3 separate regions of the Mus musculus genome follow, and regions 2 and 3 are each linked to region 1. A link is a loop called in an ENCODE intact Hi-C map of the cell type or tissue named here. Cell type or tissue: left cerebral cortex. All regions are shown on one strand.

What was found. A loop is a pair of places that touch in the nucleus more often than their neighbours do. Peaks named below come from ENCODE experiments on the same cell type or tissue, not always from the same donor. Only the 100,000 strongest peaks of a DNase experiment are listed, where the experiment ranks them.
Region 2: a loop joins it to region 1, with 2.9 times the contacts of the local background. A loop is called at or near these places in 3 of 42 quality-filtered maps.
Region 3: it touches region 1 in a loop (2.0-fold over the local background); 2 of 42 quality-filtered maps call a loop at or near these places.

What each region holds. Positions count from the first base shown.
Region 1 is chr6:114,036,504-114,044,503 of GRCm38, forward strand. All of the region lies in intron 1 of Gm15083 (predicted gene 15083), which reads left to right. It also overlaps a transcript of Atp2b2 not described here. Among named protein-coding and RNA genes, the nearest start is that of Gm15083, 36 kb to the left of the region's middle. In left cerebral cortex, CTCF peaks have their summits at 4,654 and 4,856; DNase peaks (open chromatin) are centred at 141, 264, 1,070, 2,295 and 8 more places; H3K4me3 peaks cover 3,888 bases; H3K27ac peaks cover 7,069 bases.
Region 2 is chr6:113,985,900-113,993,899 of GRCm38, forward strand. It overlaps a transcript of Atp2b2 not described here. Among named protein-coding and RNA genes, the nearest start is that of Gm15083, 15 kb to the right of the region's middle. In left cerebral cortex, CTCF peaks have their summits at 373 (motif pointing left) and 4,353 (motif pointing right); DNase peaks (open chromatin) are centred at 971, 2,102, 5,001, 5,156 and 1 more place; H3K27ac peaks cover 1,680 bases.
Region 3 is chr6:113,875,045-113,883,044 of GRCm38, forward strand. All of the region lies in intron 1 of Atp2b2 (ATPase, Ca++ transporting, plasma membrane 2), which reads right to left. Among named protein-coding and RNA genes, the nearest start is that of Atp2b2, 12 kb to the right of the region's middle. In left cerebral cortex, no CTCF peak of the experiment used is centred here; DNase peaks (open chromatin) are centred at 4,518, 5,870, 6,772, 6,952 and 1 more place; H3K4me3 peaks cover 941 bases; H3K27ac peaks cover 3,728 bases.

The DNA.
Region 1 (8,000 bases):
CGCCTGCCTCTGCTCCCCAGCACTGGGTTTAGAGATGTGCATTACCAGGCTAACTTTTATGTGGATGCTGGGACTTGAACTCAGGTCCTTGGGCTTGTACTGCAAGTACTTTACTCAAGGGACCACCTCACTAGCCCCATTCAGTTCCACATTTGATTTCTGAACAATGAAGTGGGTCAGGCTCTGGAATCTCACCTCAGTGATAGGCTACAATAGTTATAGCATTTGGGCTAGGGCTGGAGCAAGGAGGAACGCTTTCTTTTTAGTGCACCCCTACACCCCCATTATGCCTTCTCCTCTGCTTCCTGTGTCTTGAGCCAAGAGCTCTCTGAGACTCTGAAAGAAGATATGGGCATCCTATCCTTACACTTCGCAAGATGCCTAGCCAGGCACAATACTGTGCCCAGGAAGGGGTTCCCAGGTGAGCAAGAACACGCCTGCCCCTTGCTCACTCCCCAGGGATCCTTCTTTGTAAAGAGACTCCACTCTGAAGCTCCCTCTGACCTTTCCAGTCCATTTCCTAGGTCTGCTCTATGGAGGCAGAGTCTTCCCTTATTGGTCCTTGGGAAGGAGACTGGCTGTCCTTCCTCCTCTCAGGAGGGAAGGAGTCTGTCAGAAAGCTAATCCTGGACTCTCCTCAGCCTGTCCCAGTCCTGCCCTCTAACTCCACTTCTATGCCATCAGGAAGACAAATGGCACAGCTGTCCCTTGGTACCCAGGACAGTTCACTGTGTGGAAATTTGCAGGTGCCCAAGGCCATTGTCTAACACTGCTCAGTATTAGCATAGACTCCCCTCCCACCCCGCACATCCTCCTGTTCCCTTCCGACTTCTTCACCTGTAATATCTCCTAATATGCAAATAATATGTAAATAGTTGTCATTGTATTGTCTAGGGAATAATGACAAGGAGAAAAACCAGCACAGGTTCAGATATAATTTTTCCCCTGAATATTTCTCATCAAAAGCTGACTGAATCCAGGCATGTTAACCTGTAGATCTGGGGGTGTGTTGGGGGGAGGGGAGTTGGGAGGCTCTATTTCTGTCTTCTGCCATTCCTCCAACTGTTGTAAGAGTGTATGTGTGTGGGAGATGATATTTGTGAGGGCTCAACACCTGCCATTTCCTAGAACCCAGGAACCCAGCAAGCCTTCTACCTAGCACACTCTTTGGAGGTATCTGGGCATTTACTGAAATCTTCTGAGTCTCACTTTCCTTATCTATCACTGTAGATCCTAATAATAATAGTTATTTTTTGATTTCTATATTTTATGTTTTTCACTTCTTTGGGCTTTGTTGAGTCTTTCACTGGAAAGACAGTCCCTGTGAGGGGCGCTCAATCATAGAGACAGTAAACGAGTTAGCTTAGCCTGCATGCCCGCTACCTCCTTAATACAACTCTGTTCTCTGGGCCAGGATTCCCTTGCCCTACAGTCTGGGGCCAGGAGCAAGAGAACTTAGGAGCATCTCCTTTACTCCCAAACCTACTGAAATGGCCCTGACTAGACAATTCTTAAGCCCACCTGCCTTCCCAGGCAGACCACGGCAAAGCCTGTTCCCCACCGACGTGTTCCACTTCTTGGCCAATGACACTTCTTTGGATGTCCTGCCTGGCACAGGGCTCCCACCCCTTGAGACCTTGAGCTACACACTCGACTTTCACTAGCAGCCTTCTCCTTACCTTTTGGCTTACCACACCTGAATAGAGTTCAACCAGCGGTAGTGTCGCCTGCTCCATAGTATCGCTGGGAAGATAATAGATAAACACGGGGAAATGCCTCACACAGCTGGGGACACCTGGCAGGAGCTTTATATTTAAATTTGGTATGTGTGCCTGTGTTCGTGTGTGCGTGCAATGTGTGTGCATGCGTGTGTGTGTGTGAATGGATGCATGTGTGTGTGTGTGTGTGTGAGTGTGTGTGTGAGTGTATGTTTGTCTGTGTGTGTACCCAGGGCCTCATACATGCTAAGCACATGTTCTATCACTGAGCTGCCTCCTTGTTTCCAATGCTGCTTTAAACACATTCCTTTTTTTTCTTTCTCCTATCTGTCTTTCCCCTTCTTTCTACCTCCCATTTCTCCCCTACCCCTGCACAGGATCAGCTACATATTTGGATCCAATTTAAACAAAACAGTGGGCCTCTACAGTTGATAAGAACTGCAGGACTGGATGGCTCAGCAGGTTAATCACACACACACACATGCACACACACACACACACACACACACACGCACGCGCAAGCGCACGCGCACATGTCTACCTCTGCTCTCCCCTTTCTTTTTTTCTTTTTTTAAAGAAAGATTCTCTCCTACCTCCCAGATATTTTTATTCAGATTTTCTAACTCTAAGGCCCCAGTGAGCCCCAGTCCTCTGCTTGGCTCATGGCTGACGTAGCTGGAGAGCAGGGGACAGAGGCAAGACAGAATTCTTGAAGATTCCAAGAAAAAAAAAGTTATTACTAAAGTGCATTTTATTAGCCTCAGATTCATACGGCAACTGAGGTTAACAGAGAGCAGGGGAGTTAAAGTGGTTTGTATGGGGCTGAACAAATGGGCAATACTTAATTTATAGTGCTCATGTTTCTTATTTTCAAAGTACTTTGCTAAAAGCCCTGGGCCTCTGCTAGGTTAGTGTTTCGCTTCTTGGCGGTCAGTCTGCTTTGGGGTGGGGGGGACACCTCTGCGCTGCTACAGATACAGGCCCCTTTCATCTGCAGTGACCCTATATCACCCACTGACTGTGTGACCTTGCAGGCAGGCCACAGGATAGATGTAGGGAAAGAAAAGCCCTGTTGGATGGATACTCCATTGCGCTGATTTTCTTTCTCTGCTCAATACAGCCTCGTCTCCACTCCTCTCTCTCTGTTTCCCAAATACAGCGTTATTGGACCTTTGCCGGTCCTTCTGAAACCAGAACATGTCACAAGCCATTGCCTGCCCTCATGACACTGAACCTCTGATAGCTCTCTGCTCTTCCAGATTTGAGTCTTGTCCTGGACCTACTTTGGGGGTGCTGCCTCCAAATAGTCACAGTTTCTGCTGAGCATCTGGGGCGGAGATGCTGCCACTGCAGATTCCCCCACCAACTTCCACAGTCTGTCAAGTTCCTAACTCACCCATCAAAGTCCAGGTCAAAAGTCCCCTCCTCCAGGAAGCTGCCGCTGACTTCTCTATGCAGAAGCAGGCCCCAATGCAAAATAGCCCTAATAAGGTAGCTATTACTACCCTCATCATCCCCCAACCCCAGGTCAGGTCGATATCCACCACAGCCTTTGTGCTGCTGGCTGGCAGCCACCTGCTAGTGTCTATAAGAGAGATGAGAGTACCCCAGGCTCTGGTAGTCCTCATCTCTGAAGCACAGCACAGCACAGCAGTTAAAGGAGTAGAAAGGTTCCAATTCCACTCCTAACTAGCTGCATAGATATGACATATATGGTAATGCCAATCTTGTGGGTTTGTGAGGGATAAACCAGATGCTGACCCCAAGCCATTAGCATTTAACGGCTACCTCTGGACACTGGCATGTGAATACCACAGGCTGGACAGCCCATGTCCCAGTGGGACTGGGTCTTCCTGGTTTATGCCTGGCCTTGGTACTGTTATGGCTTATCCTCAAAAGCCTCAGTTTAAATGAGAAGCTATATAGCCAGCCTAGCTGGCTGAGGCCAGGTCTATTTTTATTTACCAATGTGCCCCTGGCACACTAAGGAGTGCTTAGCATGTAGTTAATAAAATCAAATGAATGAATATGTCTCCAGGTCTGAGACATGCTTGGCCTCTGGCAGGAATGTGCCTTGCTGGAAACTGTGAGTGACTTCCAGTATTTCTTAGGCAGGGATCAAGGCTGTGTACGTGAGTCTGTAAGTGAGTGAGCCCCAGTCCCTACTCCATGCCCAGACCTTGCTGCCAGCACCACTGGAGAAGCAGGAGGGATAGCCTCTCTGAGGTAAGCAGAGTAGGTCAGATGCAAGAGTGAGCCTATGCCTAGTAGAGGGGAGCAGGAGTGTGTTCCCCACCGCCCCTGGCCACAGCAGCACCCAACTTCCTGTCCCAGTTGGGAATCAGTATTGATTTCTTCCTTGGAGGCTGCAGGAGACCACAGTCCCACTGGGAGCAGCAGGCTCCTGAGGGTGCTGGGTCTTCATTTCTACAGAACAGGACACAAAGAGACACAGGCCCAGCAGGTGCTGTCCCCACCCGTCCATTAGGACACAGGGGAGAGCCCACCTCAGTCTAGAACCCAGAAGTGGAAGGAGGGAGCCAGGCTTTTTTTTTTTTTTTTAATTCCCAGTTCTGGGCACAGAAAGGAATCCTACCAAGGGTGGTTGGTTGGTTGGTCACAGACGGCGTACTAAGCATTGTGGCAAAAATAGTCCTAATGACTATTACATATAAGGAGAGAGAGAGAGAGAGAGAGAGAGAGAGAGAGAGAGAGAGAGAGAGATTTGTTAGAGACCCAGGGCTAATGAGAAGCAGGACATCCTAGATCCAGAACCTTCTCTCATAGGAGCCAAATAAATCATGGGAAGAAGGCTCAGTTCTCCATCTTCTCCTGGCTGTGTGACCTTGAAGCTGGCTCACCCTCTCTGGGCCTCATGTCCCTTTTCCAAGGGTAATGATCTAAGAGGCTGTGTTTCTAGAGCAAGGGCACCCCCTATGGCCAAAATATCTTTTCCTCTGGGGTGACCAGGCTCTCTGGGGTGACCAGGCCCAGGGTGAACCCAGGTGTCCAGAAACACAGTGGTCCACTATGAGGGCCAAAGACAGACTGGCCCAAGGCCACTTTCACAAACAGCTTGTGCAGTGGGGCTGAAAACCCACACTGCGGCTCTAGTGACAATCAGCTGGCCTTCCGAGCTTTGGAGCTCTCCTGTCACCAGGTGGGGGACCCATGCGAGCTTGGGGAGGAACTGTGGGCAGATGGAGGGCGCCCAGAAAAGGCGAGGCCTGAGATGCACAGAGCATAGGGTAGAAAGCTCTCTCGCACACCGGGAAGCCACTTTTGGGGAGAGAAGCTGCCTGTCCCTGCCTCTGTTCACAGCTCAGATAGCATCCCGGGCGCAGGGGCACCAGACTACGGAAGCACAGCCCTATCGAATACTGAGGGGGAAGCCAGGTGCAGGAGGCGGGTGATATCTGGGGGAACAAGCTAATGGGGGTCCTCGCGCTCTGAACGCCCCTAGCTCCGGAAAGTTTGCGCGCCCCCTCCCCGCGCCGCGCCCGCTGCCGAGTGCCCGCTCAAGGTCACCGCTGACACCGCGGACACCGGGGCCCCCCTGGCCAAGCTCTGGCTTTAGCCGAGGCCGCTGGGTCCCCCAGGCTACAGGGAAGAAGCCGCGGGAAAGGTGGCAGAGCCCGTGCGGGCAGCGGGGAAGAGAGGCCCCGGCCCGGTCCTGCCGACCCTCACCTGCGCCCGCTCCGGGGCGACGATGCCGCCGCCGCCGCCGCTGCCGCTGCCGCTGCCGCCGCCCCTGCTGCGCGCCCGGCCCGGCCCGGCCCTGCGTCCCCGCCGCCGCCGCCGCCTCTGCGCCCCGCGCCCGCCCGAGCTCCCGCCGCCGCCGCTGCACTGCGCTCCGCCCGCCGCTCCCTCCTCCCGCTCTCTCCTCCCCCGCTCCCCTCGGGCCCTCCCCGAACTCGGCTCGGACAGCGCCCCCCCCCCCCCCCACCGCCCTCGCTCGCCCCGCCACTCACGCAGGTGGGCCATGAGGACTCGTTTCCCTCCTTGGGTACCAGCTCCATCTCTGTCTGCTGGCCGTAGCCCCTTCCCCAGACACCCCTCACTGAGAGCCCCTAAACATTCCCCATCTCTCGTGGGTCAGAAGCACCCACCCCTTCACCCCCCAAGGAAACCCGTGGGTGACTAAGGGTGAGGTGTCTGCGGGGAGGCCAGCTTTGGAGGGGATTGTTTGGATCGACGACACTGAAGGTTTTAGCCTTGAGATCTTTGACACTCCTAGAAAGGACAATGGTTGGCCCTCAGCTTCTGTTGTGGCCCCGCTAGGGCCTGGCTGAGTCCAGGACAAGGGGCCCTGTCTGCGAAGCAAGTTGAAAACCCCAGGCACCCTGGGAAACAACCTCCCCACTTAGGCTTCCCCTCCTTGGCGCAGGCCCCAAGTCGCAGAAAAGCTGAGAGCCTGCAAAAGCCAGGCCACTGACTCCCAGCGCCTGGGTCCGCGCCATGCCATCAATTAATCATGCCCGCTTGTTTATTTATTTATTGGCTTTATAAAAAGCCAAATGCACTCCTCGCAGAAGGCAGGCGAATAGAAGGTGGGCCCCCACCCGATGCACCCCGCAAGGGTAACTGACCTCCCCTGGTTAGTCTCCTGAGTGAGGGAGGGTCAGTCACTGGGCAGATCCTGAAGTTCTCATATTGGGATATCTGTTTTCAGGGGACACTCTGGACCTTGACACCATCAATGGGCCCAAACTTACCAGGCCTGAGCTCAGCAGCCCTGGGGTGGAGCAATGGTTACTTCTATGCAGGGTTTAAGCTAGGAGGGCAGTGAGAGGGGGCTGGGAGCCAGCCATTAGGTGGAGACCTCTTAGGTGTGACTGAAGGTATCCCCAGGCTCGGCTTGGCTCAGGGCTAGGTTCTCGCTGATCCACACTCCACACTTGGCAGGCAACACCTGTATCTTCTACACCATCCCTGGGCGCGGAGAGGACATCTCTTTACCAATACCACATCCACGCCTATCTCTTCTCGCCTCCCCCGTCCCAGGTGAAGACACGGTGGTGGGCTTGCTAAGCAGCCCACTCACCAGTCAGCACAGCCCTCTGGAGCTTCCCCAGAACCTGCTCTCAGTCCTTGCAGCTTCTCACAACCTCTGCTGAGCCTTGAAGCCAGACATTGATCATGCTGGTCCTACTGCAAAGCCTTGAGGTAGCTCCCTAGTACTCCTGTGTGCTGGATAGTTTTTATGTTAGCTTGATACAAGCTAGAGTCATCAGAGAGGAGGGAGCCTCAATCAGGAAAATGCCTCTGTAAGATCTGGCTATAGACAAGCCCGTAGAGCATTTTCTTAAATAGTGATTAATGTGGGAGGGCCCAGACCATTATGGGTGATGCCATCCCTGGGTTGGTGGCCCTGGGTTCTATAAGAAAGTAGGCTGAACAAGCCTTGAGGAGCAAGCCAGTGAGCAGCACCCCTCTGGCCTCTGTGTCAGTTCCTACCTCCAGGTTTCTATCCTGATTGAGTTCTGGTCCTGACTTCTTTCCCAGATGAACAGTGAGATGGAAGTGTAAGCCATTCCTCTCCATTCCTCTCCAAGTCACTTTTGGTCATGGTGTTTCTTCATAGCAATAGTAACCCAGAAGCCCCACACCTCAGGACTCCATCCAATGCCTTCCACACCCTTCCCTTTGGCCTCAGTACCGCTCTCCAAAGTTCTGTGCCATGCTGCCCTTCTATGGAGCTGTCTCTTCCTCTCTTGAGCAGTCTCTCCCCAGTCTGGGTGTCAAAGCACTGACTTAGCAACTGTCTCTTGTACAATCTTCAGGAACCAGCAGCCAAGTTGGGAAGAGGAAAAAAAAAACCAAAAAACAAATAAAACCCCAACTCACTCCTGTGATCCCAGCACTTGGGAGGCTGAGGCAGAAGGACTGCTAATGAGTTGGAGGCCAGCCCAGGCTACAAAGTCTCATGCTAGCCTAGGCTACAATAGTGATATTCTGTCTCAGGAAACAAAAGTCAGGAGTCAAGAGGCAGAGTGGTGACTTATAGTTCCATGGGGCCAGAGGCCTGCTCTTAGCCTCTGAATCGACTGGTTCATCTGGTTGAGGAATCACACATTCCTTGGCCTCATCTGAGGAGCATTCAGCCACAGCTCCTTCTGAGCACCAACTGCGTACTAAGGTGCTGGAGTTTTTCAAGATGACCTGGGAGGTACGATGGAAAACGGGAGGCTAGCCTCAAACCCCCGTGAGGACCAGGGGATTCCCAGTGGGGTGAGCTCACTGGGGTTTCCTGCTCTCTGTTCTGGACTTTTCCTATGAGAT
Region 2 (8,000 bases), 51 kb before region 1:
AGAGTTAGCCATACCATGAGGCATTCAGAAGGCCAAATCTGGGGACCTGATACTCTCATGAGCTTTGGGGATTAGGGTTGTTATGGCCAGGGTCAAGGTCTTTGGGAGAAAGGGCTACACCTGACACCCTCAAGGCTTGGGTTCCGCTTTCTGTATTGGTTTTCCTCAGAGTTCAGGGCCTGATGCACACCGACCAGGTAGAGTTACCGAATCCATTCCACGTCCCGACCTCAGGTTCCTGGAGGTCTCAGTGGGGCCAGCTCAAGGGTATCCACAGGGGTCTAAAGACATGGTTAGGGTGGTGCTAAGGGCTCCCCCTAGGAGTGGCCCATGTCACCCAGGGACCTCTAGTGGTGACCCATCTCCACTAGATGACAGGTGGTTCATGGCAGGAATGTAAAAGAGAACGTGTTAGCTCAGTGGGCAGTGCACTTGCCAGCTCCTTGGAGAGACTTCTGAAGTAGGGAGTATGGCCTAACCATACAGGACTCACTGTCCACCCAGAATTTAAGCCTTCTTCAATCATTTGTTTTTCAGTCAGGGCCTCTAACCCACTTGTAGCAGAGTAATCTTTAACTCTTGATCTTTCTGCCCCTACCTCCCAAACTGGGATTAGAGGCCCAGCTTCAAATTTCTTAATTGCTGTTTTCTATTTATGATTGCTGCTCTGTCCATTTATGGAAGCAATTTCATTAAAATAAAATTGTTTTGGTAATAGTGATGATGATGACGACAACAATGAGATAAGCTCATCCAGGCAGGAGTTTCAGTGCTGGCACTCTGAATGGCAGCTAGAGAGGGAGGGATGTAAAGACTGGGCTCCAGGAGTCTGCCACAGCTTACACTGGTACACTAAATGCCCATGCTGGCGTCAGGACCCTTGACAGACACAGCAGCAGTGTTCACAGTAAGAGCTGGGACAAAGCCCTCAGGGGTGGTGATTGCACCCTTCTTTGTGAGGCCAAGAGCAGAGCCCTCTGTCACTGCAACCCCTCAGAACAGAGGAAATGAAGGCTTCTGGCCCTGTGCCACCGGGTCCTGCACGCTCCAAGGAAATGAGCCTGCTCATCTCCCAGGAAGCCATTCACAGAGTCAGCACTCGGTGACAACCACAAAAGGGCATGGCTGAATACATGGATGGAAGACAGATAAACAACAGAGAGAAGAGGGGGCAGGTGGGTGGATAGATGAATGGGTGGATAGATGGATGGGAGATATAAAGACAGTGAAAGAGACAGATGGGTAAATGAACAGGTGGATGAGTGCATAGATGAATGGATGGGAAGATGAATAATGGATAGATGGATAATGGATGGATGAATGGATGAACGAGTGGATGGATGAATGGATGGGTGGTGGATGAATAAGTGGATGGATGGACAAGTGAATGGATGAGTGGTTGGAAAGATGAATAGATGGATGGATGAGTGGATGGATAGATGACACATGATAGATGGATGAGTGGATGGGAGGATCAACAGGTAATGGATGGATGATTAAATTAGGATGGATGGTAGATGGAGACAGTTAGAGAGAGAAGGGGATGGATAGATGATGGATGGATGAATGGATCTATGAACGAACAATCACATCTCTGATCACTTAGGACCACCTGCCCCACGTCACCTATCCACCAATGTTTTCCACTCTATACAGAACTAGAAGGAAGTTCTCTGAGGCCAGAGAATTTGTGGTGACATTTCTGATCCCATAGCAGACAGGCAGACACAGCATCTTCCCATGCCCCATTCACTAGGGAGCCATGCGGCCAGGATGGATGTTGTAGCCTGAGAGCCCAAAGCTTTGGTTTTTCCTTTTGCTTCATTTGATTCCCATTCTCTGACCTAGCGATGAGCCTCAGTTTCCCCATGTCTAATAAAGGAGAGTGGGTCAAATAAATTTCACTATCTCAGTGTTGTGTGGCTTAGAAATGCCAACCCTACCCTGGCAATTATGCTGAACCAGAAGACTGGCTGCTGTATGCAGAGAGCCTCCTTTTGCAGGGGTATGCAAAGGCCCTGGAGACAGCCCAGCTTGGGCTCCAGCTGGCTCTGCTTTTGGACCCAGTTCCTATAAAGGGAAAGAGGCAGGGAGAGCAGTGAAGCCAGATGCTTGGACCCTAGCTGCAGCATCTCCTTACTGTATACACCAGAGTGGAGTTGACAGACAGAATGAGAGCACAAGGCAGAGGCAGCAGGGGGGGAGCCTGGAGCCCGGGCTCTGGATCAGTCAAGTCTAGGTTCCAGTTCAGCTCCAACCCTTGCTGGCTGTGGGCACTGTTTCTCCAAGTCTCGTAGGTTCCAAAAGGTGAAGCTTTGCTTTTGTGACAACCTACAAGGTTGTGACAGGATCATTACATATGTCCTGTCTGTTATCTGCAGTGTGGGAGGCTTTAATTCTTAGGATTCTCCCCAGGGTGCAGCTGGGGCGAGTATCTTTTCAGCTGTGAAGTGTTTGTTGAGTTCCTCCAATGTGCTGGGCCCACTTTGTACTCTGGGGACACAGTGGTGTTACGTGGCTCCAGAGTCTGGCCTTACAGAGCTTCCTTGTGCTCCAGTGCCCATTTAGCAAACAGTCACTCAAATAAGTGAGAGAGATCACCCGGCATAGGTCATATAAGGGGAATGTGCAATAGAAACTGCATTGGGGACCCTCTTTTTTGGGGGGCATTAACATCAGGGGAGTGACAAAGTGGGACTCAAGGATGGACAGATGGAGCAGGAAAAGGTGTTGGGGCTAAGATGAATGGATATGGGGACAGGGCCAGGCTTGTCACGTGCAAAGGCCCTGGGGCAGATGGTGTACATGCAGTATATTGGAAGCCTTATGTGACCATCATGGGTTAGAGCCAAGAATGAGGGGGCATGTGGTGTCTTTGAAGAATAGAGATGTGGGCAGGGACCTGTATCCAGGACTTCACGGGATGGGCCTTGGGCTTTTTCCTGAGAAAGATGGGGATCCATGAGAGGGAGGAAGGTAGAAAAGGAGAGCCCAGCTACAGCAGCATGGAAGAGAATGGACACAGGAAACCAGGGTGAAGTGACCGTGCCACTGGACAGCAGGACATAACTCCCAAAGGAGAACAGGAGTGACTGTCACCCTGGGGACCTGGAAGGCATCTGGAACCTACCCTAGTCCTAGGTCTAAAGCTCCAATGAAGCTCTCAGACCGTGACAGCTGTGGAGGGGACATTCATGGAACAAGAGGCTAGCACTGACAGTGCTGGGCACAGACGACACGCTGCACCCTCCCTTCGTGGCCTTTGTGAAGGCACTAAGCCATCTCAGTAACATTCAAAATGTGAAAATCCCAACTCACTCTTTTATGATACTCCACATCCCCAACCAGGGTATTATATAGCACAGGCTGGCCTCAGATACACTATGTCATAGAGAATGGCCCTGACCACCTGGTCTTCCTGCTTCTCCCTCCCAAGTGCTGGGATTATAGGTGTGCATCCACACAGCTGGCCTAACTCCCTTTAGAAACACAAAACTATTTAAAGCCTGTATGGTGGTGTAAGCAGCCAGTCTTGTCTATAATAGTTTCCAGTAGGCTAGACAGAGCTATTGAGTGAAACCCTCATCACAAAACCAAAAGAAAAGCAACCAAACCAAAACAACAGAACAGAAGCCATGGAAACTCTCCTGGTACCGTGAGCCCTCAGATTTAAGGAAGCACTGCCCTCTGAAGTTACTGCGAACAGAAGATGAGAGTTTGGACCGCTGTTCTCAGGGAAACACAGGCCCCTTTGATGCCACTGAAGAAACATTAACTCTCACCTTTTGCTGTTTGAATGCATATTATTTACTGGTGTTGAAGTTTGTCTCCATGTCCTGCTGTTGAGGACTAGTGAAACTTTTGGGAGCTGGAGTCAGGTGAAGAAAAGCCAGGCCATTGCAGATGTGCCCTGGAAGGAAGCTTTGGGTCTCATCCTCACATCTCTTTGATGGTTGTGAGGTGAACAGCCCTCTTTTGTCCTTTAGCCCCTCCCCTGCCTCCATGATGTATTGAGCTACCACTGGCATAAAGCAGTCAGGCACTGAAGTTTCTGAGGCTGTGAACTTAAGCAAGACTTTCATTGTTTTGTTTTGTTGATTTTTTTTTTTGAGATCTTTATGCAGCCTGGGCTGGCCTGGATCTCATTATGTAGGCCAGGATGGCCTTGAACTCACAGGTTTCTGTCTGCCTCTGCCTCCCTGGTGCTGGAATTATAAAAGTGTGCAACCACACTCAGCCAAAATTTGAGTTTTGTTTCTTTCTTTTTTTTTTTTGTCAATTTTTTAATTTGTGTGTATGAGTGTATGGACAGTGTGCACATGAGTGCAGTGCCCACAGAGGCCAGGAGAGGGCGCCAGACCTCCCAGCTCTGGAGTTACAGGAGGCTCTGAGCTATGCAGTGTAGGTGCTGGGAGCCAAACTCAGGTCTTTTGCAAGGGCAGCAAGCACTCCTAACTACTAAGCCATCTCTCCAATTTAAAGTAACACTCTGTAGTAGTTATTTTTCTGTTGCTGTGTCAAAATGCCATGGCCCAAACAGCTCAAGGAACGGTTTGTTTTGACTTACAAGTTCCAGTGGTCCAGCTGCCAATGATGGGAGGTAAGGCAGGGTGGCAGGAGCAGGAAGCTGAGAACTCACAACTCAACTGCACACAGGAAGCCCAGAGCTCAAACTGGGACAAGGCTATAAACTCAAAGCCCTCCCTGCATAGTGTTCTTCCAGGAAGGCTCCTCTCCTAAAACTTGTCACCTCTCCTGATGGCTCCTCCAACCAGGGACCAAGTGTTCAAACACATGAACCTCTCAGGAACACTCTTCATTCAGACCACCACACCTTTCTGGATTGTATCAAGACATTTTATTATCACAGGCATAGGGAATGTACACAAGGGCCTTGCGCTCATAGCAGCAAGAACAGTGACAGCTGTATGAACACGGCCCACCTCCCACATACCCTTTCTGTTTGCCTGAGCCACGGAACAGCAGCCACCCCATCCATCACCATGAAGCAGAGAATGAGTAAATGGTAGCCTAGGGTAGACCACCGGAAGCACACTTATTCACGGCGTGAGAGCTGACGCTGGGGACCAAGGTGTGGCCCCGTTCAGCTTCAGGTGGGAGCACACTTGTCTGCTGACTTTCTTCTGCCTGCGCCCACGAACAGCCAGGGAAGCCCTGTGCTACTGGCCCGAGGTTGCAAAGCACGCACATCAAGTGGGTGAGTTTACAAATTCAGATATCGTGAAGCCTAGCTGACTGTCTTAACAGACATGGGTAGACATGCCCCTTTTTCATAGTGGGCTTTTCCCTGAGGTACCTACGGTTCAAGGCCGAGATTGCTCCAAGTGTTCTGTGGCTGTCTTTGAGCTCATAGGACATCCTGCTCCCATCATGTCATGTCACCTTCTCAGTCCCTTTGCCGAGTCATTTTCAGAAAGTTGGCTGCAAGTTTAGGAGCTCAGCACTGAGAGGTGCGATCAAGCAGCGATGGGACCCAGGACACTTCCGGGGGATTCTGGAGCCACACCCTCAGCCCGATTTGAGCACGCTCCTCCTAAAAGCTGTTCCACGCACAGCACATCAACTTTCTTCAAGCTCTGTTTATTTTCCACCTCCTGCCAAGCAGGCAGCTCAGCTCCCGAACGAACTCTATTAATCCCTGGCTTCAATTCATTGAAACAAAATGTTGCCAAGCAGCAATCTTGTTACAACCCACGCGGGTGGGGGCGGGATGCACAGAGGGTGCTCAGCTCAACGCCTCACTGTAAACACACCCACGGAGGCTTGCCAAGACTGCAGGCCAGGCCAGAGGGAGTGCTACTGGATGCCACCAGGTGCCCGGCCAGCCCCCACCCCAGGGACTGACCAGGCAGTCTCAGAGCTACAGGTGAGGGACTGTGCCGGTTTGAGCCAGTCTCATGAATGCTCATTGGCAACACTTGAGGGCCTTAATGGTAACGGCTTCTCCGTGACTGAGCTGCCAAGGCTCAGTTTCCTCAGCTCAGGGGACATCACTGCTGTGAGGACTGGTTTGTGGAGAACTTAAACGCACTGCCACACTTCTTGTGGACTCCACTTTCCTATAGTTGATTGTCAGATGGGAGGTCAGCCCACTGCAGAGGTGAAGCAAGGCAGGCTGCGGGTAGAATCCATGCCTCCCTCCCTTATCCCCTCTTCCTCTAAGCAAACGCATGTGCTTCAGAGGATATGGAGCAGAAAAGAAAGGCAAAGGTGGTTCTGAGCAGAGATAGGGCCTAGCTTGATTGGCAGCCAGCTGCACGTGTGGTGGGGGTGGCCAGAAACACCACCCCCATCCCTACCCTGATGCCCTCCACCTTGGTGCTTCAGCTTTCCTCAAATGGGTTTCCAGCTCAGGGTAGAGGCAGAGATCAAATGACTCTGTAGCTGCCAAATGCTTAGCAGGGGGTCTGGCTCCTGGTGAATATCTCTTAGTACTCCTTCAAGCCTTTTAAGATTATAGCAGGGGTCATGCAAAGCAAGGTGCTGTTCCATTCTTGTGTCTTAACTGGCTGAGCGACATGCCAGATCTGTTGTCATTAACATTATTATGAACAGCAAACTGTAGGTTTTTATCATCAGCCCATTTCACAGATGAGAACTCTTGAGACTCCGAAAGATGAAAGGATCCATTCCAGGTTACACAACTGGCAAGGGGGAGAGCCAGGACTCTACCCTTGGCCTACAACTCTTCACTCCTCTGCTACCTGTCTACTCAAGGACCCCTCAGCATCTGTCGTGCAGGAAAGGCCCCTGGAGATGCAGGATTTGGGGAAGATAGGCATTAAGAAGGGCTGCTTTGAGCACAGGGAGGATCTACTGCCTGTCCGGGGGTGGGTGGGGGGTCCTGCAGCCAGGTGGATCTGAGTTGGGAGTACCATACATGGAAAACAGGCTCTGTCACATGCCGGAGGAGGCACAGGGCCCTCTTCATGTTGAGCAGGAGCTAAAGCTGCATGTGGGACATAGTCAGGAGTGACTTAGGCTCTCAGTGTCTGGAAAGTGCTGGAATGTTAATATCCTAGCTTCTTAATTATGTTTTTTAGACTTATGTATTGTATTTTATATGCTTGAGTGTTTTGCCTACATGTATGTTGTGTACCATGTGTGTATCAGATGTCCATAGAGGTCAAAAGGGGTGTTGGATCCCTTGGAACTGGAGTTACAGGCCACTGTGAGCAGTCACAGGGGTTCTGGGAACCGAACCCAGGTCCTAGGGAAGAGCTGTCAGTGCTTTCGACCACTGAGCCATTCCACTATCCTCTTCTAGTTTCCTTTCTGGCAGATGAAGGGTCAGGAGACTATCACACCAGGAGGAACACCCTGAGACTCTGTCATACCACAAGAAGAGAGGGAACCCAGAGCCGAATGGGCCAGGAGGACTGGGCTGAGCCAGCAGCAGACAGGTGTGGGGCCTGGCATAGCTTCTATCTACTTAGTAGCTTCTGGAAAATTCTTTTCTGTACCACAGGAGCAGTAGGTTGACCCCACAGAACAATCTACTATGAACATATTTTTGTTGTTGATAGCTTGGCGAGCCTATTGAGTCACGGAGCCTTCAGGGCTTCTGTCACAAGGACATTGGTGGGCAAGTTTGTGTTCCCCACTATGCTGAGCCATAACCTCTGTAACAGCAGGCAAAATGCTCCTGAGTGTCACACAAGGCCACTGTCTTGGTTTGTACAGCAACCATGTATTGGACTGGATGGCTTATAGATTAAAGACTCAGGCCCCAGCTGGTGGGCCCAGTAACACAGGTGACAGATCAAAGGGGTTCTATCCTGACCAGTGGATTAAGATTAAGTTACTACTGAAGCCATAATCTAAAGGTATTTCTGGGAAACAATGTTTAGGGGGGCCTGGTTGGAGGAACTAGGCTACTGGGGTGCATTGTGGGGGCTTCATCTCTCCTGGGGCCCTTTCTGTGTTCTCTCTGCTTTCTGTCCACCATGAAGTGAGCAGCTGTGTCAATGACACCATCT
Region 3 (8,000 bases), 160 kb before region 1:
GTTGAAACCCCATTTACACTCTCCATCTTGGGGAAGGGAGTCTGGCCCAGGTCACCTGCTCACTTCTGGATGAGACGTATCCTATAACCTGAAGCTGAGACCAGGCTTCCCAGGAGCAGCAGCCCTGAAAGGATGCTGTGTGCCACTGGCAAGGGAAGTTTTCTGCAGAAGTTTCTGGAACAGTCCTGTGAGACCCATACACCCTGCACTCACTTCTCAATGGCTCTGAGCCAATGCCATGCCAGGATACTAGGGACACAACCTGAGACTGAAGGGACAGTGAGGGGACATGGCCACGGGCCATGCAGTGGCAGGGTGGGGTGAGTAGGTATGGAGACTCAGCACTGTCAATGTCTCCACTCTCACGTCACTTGCTAGCTGGGAGCTTGCTGAGGTGCCACTGGTCAAGCTGGGACTTGGCTGCACAAACCTTGTTATGCAACTCACTAGCCATGGGGTTCAGTTTCTCTGTCTGTAGAAGAGTGGTGTCACTATTTTCTGTACTAGCAAGGGGACCAAGTAAGGGGACAGGGTTTCCTACATGGCTGTCACATGTGGCATGGACACCTCTAAATCTTCTAATGTCAAGATAAGATTTAAGCTTTATACTGTCACCTACAAAATCCCACATGGTCTGGGCCCTTTCCCCGCCCCCATTCTCTGCCCTTTGCCCTTGCCTCAGCCACAGTGGCTTGGGATCTTTGCATGTGCCTAGTTCATTCCTACCTCAGGGCCTTTGCACTGGTCTCCTTCCTTCCCACCTATAGGCCTCTAAACATGCCTCACTTGTTCCTACCCCAAGGCCTTTGCACAGGCTCCTTTACTGGGATAGATATTCCCTGTATGGGGGCAAGGCTAGGGGTCCTCATCCTCTTCAGTGTCATCTCCTCAGGGAGGATTTTCCTGACTATCCTATCTAAACTATTTTGGGAGGACTCTGTTAGTCGTCTTTATAGCAATCAGCAGTGACTGGGATCATACGTGTTTACTGAGGACACCATCTATGTTTGTCCACACTGTGTCACCACTGTCACAAACATGATGACCCAGAAGCAGGAGCTCAAGAGTATTTGTTAAATGAGCAGATAAATACACACAGAGCAGTGGATGTGAAGTGCACATTGACAGAGCCCTTCCCACCCCATATGCAGATTGAGACACATCCACATGCGAACACATGCATACATGCACACACATACACATGCACACATGTGCACACACATGTGCACACACACATGCACACATACCCATGTGAACACACACATTCATACATGCACACTCACCTATGTGCACACACACACATTCACATACATGCACACACATACAATTGCACACATATGTATACACATGTGCACACACATGTACACACACACATGAACATATCCCAAATCTCTGAGTAAGTCAAGTGCCTCCTCTCCCACCCACATAAGCAAACCCTGCAGTGATGCTGGACTCTTAAGGTCAAGGCCAGCTGTTAGGAATCTCTGGCTTACCTACTACCTCTATAGAGGCTTTGGGATACAAGTTCCCTGGAAAGGACAGGGTGATCTGTCCCTTCTCGGTGTAAATCTGGTGGGCCTGCAAGAAGGTAGAGAATGTGTCTTGTGGTCAGGAACTGTGCCTAATTTATTCACACATGGCGCCAGTGTCTCCCAGTTCTCAGCTTAGGCTAGGTACTGTCCCAAAACCTATTAATCAGTGAATGAGGTGGTGATCAGGCAGAAGGAAAGAGAGGAGCCTGCTGGCTGGCATCCATGGGAGATCATGGCTTAGGATATGTGCCAGAAACCATGCAATGCTTTTGTAGCTCCAACAGTTTCCTCCCATCACACTACTGCTCAAGAACATGTGGGGTTCCCACAGCTTCAGAAAGAACTTTAGTCGGGTATCCATAGTATGCTTGCCTTCTTTCTCTGCTTTCTCTATCCACCTTTCCTTCTATTCACCTGCCTATCTACCCACCTTTCCATTTACCCCTACACATTCTCATCAATCCACCCTTATATCCATCCATCTGCCTGTCCATCATCCATCCATCCATCCATCCATCCATCCATCCATCCATCCATCATCTATTTACTCATTCAGTGACTTACACACTCCTCCATCCTTCCATCCATCCACCCATCCATCCATCTACCTATCTACCCACTCACCCAGCAATTTACTCAGTCATCTGTCCATCCATCCATCCATCCATCCATCCATCCATCATCTATTTACTCATTCAGTGACCTACACACTCCTCCATCCTTCCATCCATCCACCCATCCATCCATCTACCTATCTACCCACTCACCCAGCAATTTACTCAGTCATCCATCCATCCATCCATCCATCCATCCATCCACCCACTCATCTATCACCTACCTACCCACCCACTCACACATTTATACATTCACCACCCACTTGTCCATCTGTCTGACTACCTATCCACCACCTATCTTATAAACCTGTCCATCTATCCTTCTGTCCCCCAGCTCTGCACCCTCCCATTAATCCTTTCTCCTAGCATTATCGAGTACTTCCCATCTTCTAAATATTGACCTCAGTTCAGTTCCATAACCACAGTTGCATCAAACATCACCCATAAAGGCCTTCATTGTTCTCAGGCCCTTTCATAATGGGAGTGCATCATACAACCTCCACTTCTAGCCTGATCCATGGCTGTGCTGCATCTCATCAGCTACAGAGGATCCCTGGTCCCTCTTCTCCCTCAGGCCATTCGCCATACACATCAGAGCCACATCAAGTCCCTCTTCCGCTGTAGCCATTCCTGGGACTCCTTTTACCTTCCCAGAAAAAGACAAAGTCTCCATGATAGTCTGCAGGTCACTGTGTGATTCTGACCACTCTGAACCTCTCTGAGTTCATTTAGCTCTGCCTTGCTAACTCTGCTCCACAGCCCCGCCCTGTCCCCCGGCTTCCTCACTGTTTCTTGGACCTACTGGATAAGGCCTTGATATTGTCCAAAAACTTATCTCCAAATGGCCACATAGCAACTTGAAGTTTCTTCCAAAACTGTTTCCTTCTCAGGGAAAAATCCCCTGCCTCCGTCCTCAGCTTTACTCCCCACATCCCTGGGGTTCCGAGGCAGGCTTGCATCCCGGGCTGTTGTCTTATCTCCACTAACTTAAACAGAAGCTCCCAAATAGAAACCCGTCTGTTCTACTTATTCTGGTGTCTCTAGGCACTATAGTAGGACGTTGACTCATGTTTGTGGAATGAATGCATGACCCCACCCAGCTAGGGGTGGTCACCTCCACTCTACAAGGACTTGCACATTCCTTTGGCAACCGCTCTTGGGGAGTCTCTAGATGACGAATAGAAAGCCCTTCTCAGGACAGAATGCATGGATTACATACAACAAGCCTCAGTTTCCTTTAGTGAAATGTGTAGAGGATGCAGAACAGGGCTGGGGCGCAGCAACCAATATTGCACACAGGCTGCAGCCCACAGGCACATAGCTGCCCAGGCTCCTCACACGCATTAGGGACATCACCTTGTCTTTTCTGTGACTTTTTCCTTATTAAGAGGCCTCTATTTTTTTCTGTTGGTATTTTAAAATCACAGCTTGTTTGCTTTGGGGTGAGGGGACAGTCTCTGCACCCGTGCTTTCTACCAGTCAGCTTTCTTCTTTGACCTTTGAGCTGTACTCTGATGTTGCCTCCTGCTCCTGTTCATGCTCTTAGCTGACTTTTGTCATGAGCTTAGACTCCCTGCTATGTATGACTCTGGGTGTCACAGGGAACTGGTTATAGTAGAAATAGTGACATGTTCCAATAGGCACAGTGGTAAGCGCTGAGCCTGGGCATCATGGCTCCACGTGTCCTCATCCCCAATCTGGTCACCAGGTGTACAGTGAGCACACACACTGGTCAATGAATAATAGCATGGGACTTCAACCTCCTCCCTCCATGCTTACCTCCAAAGACCGCCAAGCCTCAGGATGAATAGTACAACACACAACAAAGTGGCCGACAGCACAAATAAAGTGAGCGCAGTTACAAGGGGGGGGGGCAGAGAGATGGCTCAGTCTGCAGAGAGGTTGCAGTACAGCGTGAGGACCAGGATCTATCCTCACTTCACAGAGTCAGATGCAGTTGGGGGCATGCTTATGACCCCAGTACTGGGAAAGTAAAGACAGGCAGGTCCCTGAGGCTTGGGGATAAGCGAGTCTAGCCTAATTGAGGGTTCTGGTCCCCTCAAAAGCAATGCAGGTAACTCCTGAGATTGACCTCATAGAAATATGCATGCCCCCTTGAACACACATGTGTGTCTGCACACACACAGACATGATCCCATACTTACACATGCCCATATCTCTATGATTAAAATAAAATAATCATAAATAAAAGAAACAAAAGCCCTCGGAGCCTGTGTCTGCCAGGATGGGACAAGCAGACAGGGATGTAGCCTGTGGCTGGCTCACCACGTGGAGGCTGGATCCCACTGAGAGGGAAGGGCTTCCCTTAGACTTGGGGAGCTGTAGAGTGCTGCCAACCCCCTCACTCTTCACAGGCTCTCTCTCTGGAAGTCAGATGGCTGTGGTTTGAAAAGGGAAAGTAGGATTTCCAGATGGTTCTGCAAGCTCTTTGCTGGCCATCTCATGGGTTGGGGACTGTGAGTGACAGCTTTGGGGCGTCCTCTGCAGGGGGAGAAGGCAGGGGATGGGGGAGGCAGGTAAGGTGTCTGTGTGGGTTCCATCAGCAGAAATGTCACTTAATGAAGGCTTGGTCCCCACACCCACCTTTAAGGGCTTCTTTGAGTCCACAAGTTCACTGTGGTGCTACAGACAATGGGACAAAACAGAAACTGTCCAAAGAACAGGCTGCAGAAAAGTCTTCTTCCCTGGGGACACCTGCCCTGGTCCCAGCCACAACAGAATCCCCATTCTCAGACCCCAGACTGCACTCACTTGCTCGTCTCAGCAGCACCTCCCCAGGTCACTTCCCCACAATGATGCTGCAGCCTCCATGTCCTCTACCCGTCCTTCCCCTCCTCTCCTTTCAGGGGTTCTGCAGGCTGCAAGTAGTGTCTACTGTCACTTCCTGTCTAGGATTGTGCACTAGACCGTGACACTGAGGAAACCTGCTCCTCAGGAGTCATCAGGCAGAACTTAGGCTCAGCAGAGACTACAGCCCAGAACAGTTCTTGGAGGACATTTTCTGGGATGGTCCAGAATTTTCCAAGAGAAGAGATGACAGTGTCCTGGGGCCATTTGGTGCCAACCCTGATGCTCATTCAACAGTGTTCTGGTGAATTCTCATTCATTCATTCATTCATTCATTCATTCATTTTATAAACACTCACACAGACCTTCCTCCTCAAACACAAGAGTGAACAAGACACCCTCCTTTCCCCAAATTACTTGCTTATGAGATGACAAACAAGGGAATAACAGAAACAAACGTCCATAGTGACAGGTGCAGTGGTGGAGAATACCATCGGGGCTGGGGACACCCCACAGACTGAGGTCCTGAGTAGGAGACATCACTTAGTTTCACGAGAACAAACCTATCATATACATCGACGGGAAAACCGTGCTTTCCATGGGGAAGCAGAACATGCAGAAGGCCAGGAGTCAGGGAAGAGTCCAGTGAGTTTGAGGAAAGGATGGCAGTGAGAGAGAAGGGTGGTGTGTGCTGGGGTAAGGACCACACCCAGGGGAGACGCCAAGCTTTGAGCCTGAGCACCATGGGAGGGCCGCAGGGTATGCGGCAGAGGATTGGCACCCTGAGTTTTGCTGCTGACAAGACCTGGGATTGCACCCTGGGAGGCTGACAGGAAGGTGGCACGCAGCAAGGGGTTGGAGATGGGTGACAGTGACAGCAAAGGCTGTGTGGTGGGGGAGAAGCGACACTGTCCTCCACCCTCGCTCTGATGGCTGAACTCTCAGCTGACTGAGCAGTTGGTGGACGGGGTGTGGAAGGCGAGGCTGGGAAGGCGAGCAGGGGCGGTGGTGTCACAAATGTATGGATACAAAAATGAATCCTGGTCTCTCCCAGTCTGCTTGGTAGTGGAGGGTTATTCAAGACCGAGCAACGTGATAGGCCAGATGGACACTGAGTGATGCTTGCCCTAATGGTATGGGGGGCTGTCAAGGAGGCTGGGGAAAGATTCAGGGGGGAGGGATTAGGGTCTTGCTCCCCCGTTATTCCGACCCATCACTAATAAGGAACAGCTAAACGGCTATGACTTGGTGGAGGATTGGCTCTGCCAGGCACTGTTCTAGGCTGTTTCCCATATGAGGCAATCAGTACTTTTATTTACCCCCATTCTTTCCAAAAGTGAGGATGTTGAGATACAGAGAGACTTGAGTGGCCTGCTCAAGGTCACACAGTAAGGAAGTATTGGAGAACCCAGCCTAGACCCTTGGACTCAGAGTATGCACTAAGCCTCGTCCTATGCTGGATCCTCCATCGGTACTGGCAGAGAAAGCCCTCTCTGATGATGCCCAGCTGCCCTCTGAAGCCCCCATAAACAGCACAGTGCCGTCCACAGGGCACAGTAGCTGCCTAGCACCCATCTATGTTCTACCACCTTCCTGCCACAGGGTGGGGGCAAGTTCTGAAACCTCACTGGGAACCTGTAAAGCAAGGACACATGCTGGGAGCCGTGGTGACAGGTTAGTAGCTGTGAGGCATGGGCTGGGCTGGGCACAGCCATCTCCTCACCCTCAGACACTCCCTCACAGCGGTCACAGTCTTGGAACAGTCACCCACGCAGAAGACACTACTTGTCTGTGTTCATGCTGGGATTCCCTCAGCAGCGGCAGGCTGATGCTTACACAATAAAGTACCCATCCCCAAAGCTGGACTTTGGTGGGGAACGGACAAAGGTCAGGGCTCCTTTTGGTTCTTGGGTGTACTCGGCCAACTGTACACTTGGGTGTACAGCCCAACTTTGCCTGAGTCCTGGAGAAGGCGTTATCTTATCCCTTTTTCTCTCTTTGGTCTGCCTGGACCAGGGCCCTGAGTTCCGTGACTGGTACCATGGACAGCGCTCACTCTTTTAGGTCTCTGCACTGGGCCTGAATTCCTCTGCTGCTGCTCTGGAAGGGAAAGGAAAACTGGGGTTCCTGTGAGGCTTCAGAGAATAGAGAAGACCCAGGGACCAGGATGCCAGTTTTCATTCAGCTAAGAATCCCCTTCCTCAGAAGCTATCAGAGACCCGAGTCAATCAGGGAACAAAGAAAGGCCCAGAGACAGCTGTGGACCACAGTGCCAGCCACAGTCTACACCATTCCTGCTGCCTAGATGCCGGCGGGGTCTAGGCTGTGGACTCTACACTAACCTAGTCCATTGTGCAGAAGCTCTGGAGGACCCAAATATCATCCAGGCTAAGTCTGAGTCGCATGAGTCCCATGAGGGCTCAGGGACAGCATCGCACTTGGACACCTGCTATCAGTGACCACCTAGGTGCAGCTAGTCCGCAGCAAGGGCGTTGGCACAGCCAAGTGCTCAGCCAATTTTTGTTTCTAGCTCTGTACTCCCTCCCTCCCTTCCCCAAGATGCTCCAAGCTCAGAAGCCAGGGCTGGGGCGGCTGAGAAGGGACTCATTTCCATCTGAAGTGAGTCACTGAAGTTGATAAATTTAGAAGTGGCCTAAAGAGCTCTTAATATCCTGCCTTCAGACACTTGCGAGGAGACTGTGACACGGCAGCCTGGGCTCCAGCTACACATGGGAGAGTGGACAGAGAGGGGTCCCAGAGGGCCTCTTCTCCAGCCTGGGCTTCTCTGCTGCAGCCCTGACCTCCAGGAACCTCAGTTTGCCTTCCCTAGGCACACAGATGTCTGAACTGGAACAAGGCATCTGCTCCAGGGGGGTGCTCACACTTCACATCTTGTTGCTCAGAGGGCAGCCACAGCTCACAGCTGTTCTCATACAGGGCACCAAGGGCCACTGCATTTGCCACAGCTCAGGGGACGTGCTGGGGTGCAGGCTATGCTCGAGAGCCGCCCAGGCTGAGGCAGAGACTCAAGGTGGAGGCACTGTTG